Regions from separate parts of the Homo sapiens genome. Here region 1 is linked to region 2. A link is a loop called in an ENCODE intact Hi-C map of the cell type or tissue named here. Cell type or tissue: MCF 10A. All regions are shown on one strand. Links, peaks and the distances in the headings refer to the core of each region. The heading gives the core; the rest is flanking DNA. Region 1 overlaps LOC107985204 (a long non-coding RNA gene). Region 2 holds the start of GOLPH3L (golgi phosphoprotein 3 like).

Region 1 (2,810 bases), core at 1-2,500, 230 kb before region 2:
GTGAGCCACCGCAACCGGCCTTTTTTTTTTTTTTTTTTTTTTTTTTTTTTTTTTTTGAGACGGAGTTTCATTCTCGTTGCCCAGGCTGGAGTGCAATGGCTGGATCTCGGCTCACCACAGCCTACCTACGCCTCTGGGTTCTCCTGCAACAGCCTCCCGAGTAGCTGGGACTATAGGTGCCCACCACCACGCCCAGCTAATTTTTATATTTTTAGTAGAGACGGGGTTTCATCATGTTAGCGAGGCTGGTCTCGAACTCCTGACCTCAGGTGATCCACCCACCACCTCAGGTGATCCACCCACCACCTCAAGTGATCAACCTGCCCTGGACTCCCAAAGTGCTGGTTTTATAGCGGTGAGCCACTGCACCCGGCCATTCTCCTGCCTCAGCCTCCCGAGTAGCTGGGACTACAGGCGCCCGCCACCACGCCCGGCTAATTTTTTGTATTTTTAGTAGAGATGGGGTTTCACCGTGTTAGCCAAGATGGTCTCGATCTCCTGACCTCGTGATCTGCCCCCCTCGGCCTCCCAAAGTGCTGGGATTACAGGCGTGAGCCACCGCGCCTGGCCTTTTTTTTTTTTTTTGAGACAGAGTTTCATTCTTGTTGCCCAAGCTGGAGTGCAATGGCAGGATCTCGGCTCACCACAACCTACGCCTCTGGGGTTCAAGCGATTCTCCTGCCTCAGCCTCCCCAGAGGCTGGGATTACAGGCATGCACCACCACGCCCGGCTAATTTTGTATTTTTAGTAGAGATGGGGTTTCTCCATGTTGGACAGGCTGGTCTCAAACACTCGACCTCAGGTGATCCGCCCGCTTCGGCCTCCCAAAGTGCTGGGATTATAGGTGTGAGCCACTGCACCCGGCCCCTTTTTTTCCATTTTAATAGAATCTGCGGTCAAATTACCTTTCTAAAAGGTTGTAACAATTATTACTCTCACTAGCAAATCTGAAAGTGTTTCCCCACACCCCTATTAGTACTGGGTGTTAACTACTTAATTTTTAAGAACTTGATATGTATTAAAATAGTATCAGTATCAGGATAGACTAGGTTATGTTGTGGAAACAACTCCAAAATCTGAGTGGCTTAAAAGAAAAAAAAAAGGCGTGTTTCTTGCTCACACTACATAATCATCTCTGGAAGGTATGGTGGGGCTCTGCTAATGATAGCTACTGGGGAAACCCACACTGATGAGTAGTAATACCAGAGGGAAAGAATGCTAGAGGGACTCATATTAACAAAATGACTCAAGACACTGATTTTTACAACTCATTGACCTGAATGAATCACAAAGTCCTACACAACCACCAGGGGGCCAGGAAGAGCAGTTATCTTACCTCTGGGAGGAGGGAGAACCTGGTGTGTCTGATGAACCAGCTTTATTGACTACCACAGCGTCTTATCATTGCTTTAATTTGTTCATGTGTCTTTACACTAACTGTACTAGTTATTGAATCTACATTTCATTTAAAAAGTACAAACCAGAACCTTGTGTGTGAGGCTGGAAACACAGCCCAAGCGCCAGAACTGCCAAGTCCTTGAAATTCTCTCTTGTTGACCACATTTTCACCTGTGCTCATTTCACCTGCTCAACAGTTTCCTGGGACCACCCTAAGTGCCTATTTTCAATTAAGACAGCAGAAATTGAGGTGTGGAGAAGTGAAGGGTTCCTCCAGATAATTGAAATTCATCATGTTCTAAACTCATTTCATTATGGTATCACCTAACCTGAGCTAAAAATTTTAGACATACTACTCCCTAAACACACACACACACACAATATTTGTTGAATACTTGCTACATACCAGGAACTGTTCTAAGCACTTGCCAGTTATTAATTCATTTAAACTTCACAATTATCCTATGGGGTAAGAACTAATATTATTGTCCCTTTTTTATAGATGAGAAAACAGAGGCACAGAAATAAATTTCCCAAAGCTACACAGCTAAAAAGTGACAGACCCAGGCAGTTTGGCCATACACTTGGTGGTCTTGAACCATCATTCAGTGTAGCTTGTTTCCTCTTCTTTCTTTTCCTATTCGTATTCTTTTTTTTTTTTTTTTTTTTTTTTTTGAGATGAAGTCTCACTTTGTCATCCCAGACTGGAGTGCTGGAGTGCAGTGGTGCCATCTCGGCTCCTCAGCCTCCCAGGTTCAAGTGATTCTCCTGCAACAGCCTCCCGAGTAGCTGGGACTATAGATGTCCACCACCATGCCCAGCTAATTTTTATATTTTTAGTAGAGACGGGGTTTCATCATGTTGGCCAGGCTGGTCTCGAACTCCTGACCTCAGGTGATCCACCCACCACCTCAGGTGATCAAACTGCCCTGGACTCCCAAAGTGCTGGTTTTATAGCGGTGAGCCACTGCACCCGGCCTCTTTTCCTATTTTATTGGCTTTGTTTAGCTCTTATTTCTTTTCTTTTTCTTTCTTTTCTTTTTTTTTTTTTTTTGAGATGGAGTCTCGCTCTGTCGCCCAGGCTGGAGTGCAGTGGTGTGATCTCGGCTCATTGCAAGCTCTGCCTCCCAGGTTCACTCCACTCTCCTACCTCAGCCTACAGGCGCCGACCACCATGCCCGGGTAATTTTTTTGTATTTTTAGTAGAGACGGGGTTTCACCGTGTTAGCCAGGATGGTCTCAATCTCCTGACCTCGTGATCCGCCTGCCTTGGCCTCCCAAAGTGCTGGGATTACAGGCGTAAAACACCGCACCTGGCCCTTTTTCTTTCTTCCTTCCTTTCTTTTTTTTTTGAGACGGAGTTTTTGTGTTCTCGTTGCCCAGGCTGGAATTGCAATGGCGCAATCTTGGC
Region 2 (2,811 bases), core at 147-2,646:
CATTACCTACTTAATATTTCCTTTAAATATATACTAACTGTTAAGGCCCTCTAATGCCATTTTTCTAAACAGTAATGTTTACTTTGGTATTAAAATTTGGTATGGATTCACTTTTTACTTATGTTAAAATTATACCATTTAACTGGCTCTTTTGTCATTGTGCTGTTATTAAAACAATGTTCTTCAATATTTTGACATAATGTATTAACATTTTAATATATAATGTACAATTTAAGAATTGGTGCTTTACCTTTACTATGCTTTTTTTTACAGGACAAAAAGACTGATTTTTAAAGTATGGCATTTTTTGCAGCATAAATAAAATATTGTTCAGTACGTAGGCCCTTTTATCGCTTCTAATTTTTATTTAAGTAGCAGGAAATATGGCTTCATTCATTTGAAAGGCTGGTAGGAGGATGGGGGGATAGGGAATACTAATTTTTAGATGATTTCGGTAGCTATTACTTTGCAAGAAGAGTTGAGCACACTTTCTAGAATTTTTGAGTGGTAGTATGAAAAATGCTGTGCTTTTAATGAGAAACCTGGGAGCTAGTTCCAGCCTTGCCTGCTTTCTTTGCTTTAGAAAAAGGAAGACTTAAAACTTGGTCTGTTTGCCGCTTGTAGTTTCAGCAGCCATATTCCAAAAACATACACATCCATGGGTTTGTCAGTAATAAGCGCTATAGGGAATGCTGGTACATATGCGATGGTAGAAATGTATTCATCCTGTTTAAGGTAAACCATATAAACGTACACAAACTGACCCAGATCATGTTTTTCTGGAACAGTCAAGTCAAGGATAAACTGACTGTCAGAAACAACCAATGTAAAAATATTTATTTATTTTTAGCTGTATTGCTTGGATCCCAACACATCTCACTTAATTGTCCCAGTATACGCTACTACAGCAACACACCTGCTACGCTGAAATTAACCCACAGAAACCTTTCGAGATTGGCAGCCCATGTTAGCTCACTCAGCGCTTTGATTGGCTGGTTTAATGGGGGTGGGGAGCGCAGCCCTCTTTCCTCTCTTCCACCAAGGTTCCTTCATTGGATTGACCAGCTGTCAGGTTGAACGCAAACCTGCCTCCTTTTGGTGGTGTTTGTCTGGATCGCAACAGAATAGCTGGGGGAGAGCCTCCCCCTGTGAGCTCCGATTGGCGGGACTCAACCTTGGTGATTTCTGATTGGCGCAATGAAGAAACACCAAGGTAGGTTGCCTAGTGATCCTGAGGAAGCTGATGTGTTATTCCTTCTCTGCATCGAAGGATCAGGAAGTTTGTGCTCTCTGCGTGGCTAAGTTTTTCACCTACTAGGACGGGGGTGGGGTGGGGAGAACAGGTGTCCTTCTAAAATACAGCACAAGCTACAGCCTGCGTCCAGCCATAACCCAGGAGTAACATCAGGTAAGCAACGAGAAAATTACATTTCCTAACGTCCCTTCCCCCCACCAAAAAAAACCTCTATTTTTTAAAATTATTATTTTATGGGAGGGAAAGGTTTGTATTCATTTGGGCCATTTGTTTTCTTTCAAGTAGGATTTTTAACTAGTAAATGTGCAGATGAAACTAATTTCTCAAAGAAACCGCCCCCTCTCCCCCTCCCCCCCTGCCCCGCGAAGGTTTAAAGTTTCTTGGATTGGTTTAGGAAATAGTCCCTATTCACAGTGCCAGATAGGCTTAGTGCGCTTAAGAATTTATTTCATGGTTCTCTTCCTCCTTCACTTTTCTTCCCACCTCCCATAACAAATTATATTTGAAATATACCCTTGTACAAAAAAACTTTTGTAGCTCACTTCATTTGTATTTCTATTTTAAATGTTCACATGCACTTCTGAGTATTCATTTTAATCAATATAAATTTATCGAGCAATAACAATGTTAAAGACAGTGCTAGTTGCTATGGAGAATATATAAACCCAAGAAGACAATATCCCTGTTCTTAAGAAGTTTACAGTTGAGAGACAGCTATACCAAGAGAAAGACTATAATAAATACTTTAAAGGAAGTGAGTATAAATAAAGCTCTGTGAAACAGCTGAGGGAGTGGCCATGAGACACATAGGTAATAGAAAAGAGGAGGTCACTTAAAGGCCTTCACAAGGCCTTTAAAGAATGGGTAGAATGTAAAGAGGAAGAGAAAAGGGTGAAGACCCCAGCAAGTACAGAGGAGCAGAAGCAGAAAGAAAGCATGAGACATTTTTGAGAAAAAGTCTGGCAACACTACTTATTAGGAGCAATGGGAAATATTGCTAGAGGAGTAGAAACGAGTCCAGTCATAGCAACTCTTAAATACCATTATTTTGATCTTGAAAAAGATACTCCTTTATATAATTGCTGATTTAAAATATTTGTTATATATTATCTTAAAAACTGATATCTAGATTTATATAAAATAAAGTATGCTAACTATAAACTTTATCACAAATGATTTAGTGCAGTTTCTTTTGACCGTAGTACATAGAATAAAAGACATGTTCTTTGACTTTTTTTTTTAAATTGAGAAAATTTGTTAATCTTTCAACACTCTCTTGCCAGTAATTTTTGTTTGCAGCTCCTTGTGTATTTGCAAGATATGGCTAGCTAGGACTAGAGCTGCTAAGTTTACTGACTGTGGAATTACTACACATGATTTTCTGAATGTTATCGTCTAGACTTGTGATCTCCAAAGTGAGTACATGAAATGAGTCATTAGGGTATGGGAAGGAAATATAGAACATGTATTTCTATTTAGTTTTTCGTATTCTTTTTTACTTTCTATTTTTTGTGTTTTTTTATAATGTAGTACCATGGAACGTTTATAGAAATTAG

What was found. A loop is a pair of places that touch in the nucleus more often than their neighbours do. Peaks named below come from ENCODE experiments on the same cell type or tissue, not always from the same donor. Only the 100,000 strongest peaks of a DNase experiment are listed, where the experiment ranks them.
Region 1: a loop joins it to region 2, with 7 times the contacts of the local background. A loop is called at or near these places in 15 of 110 quality-filtered maps.

What each region holds. Positions count from the first base shown.
Region 1 is chr1:150,921,157-150,923,966 of GRCh38, reverse strand. The region is part of intron 1 of LOC107985204 (a long non-coding RNA gene); the gene reads left to right. Among named protein-coding and RNA genes, the nearest start is that of SETDB1, 3.8 kb to the left of the region's middle. In MCF 10A, for the core only: a CTCF peak has its summit at 1,311 (motif pointing right); a DNase peak (open chromatin) is centred at 1,316.
Region 2 is chr1:150,695,589-150,698,399 of GRCh38, reverse strand. GOLPH3L (golgi phosphoprotein 3 like) reads left to right here and starts at 1,246. Exons shown (of 5, transcript NM_018178.6): 1 at 1,246-1,408. It overlaps HORMAD1 (HORMA domain containing 1), which reads left to right. Exons shown (of 15, transcript NM_032132.5): 15 at 1-340. In MCF 10A, for the core only: no CTCF peak of the experiment used is centred there; a DNase peak (open chromatin) is centred at 1,089.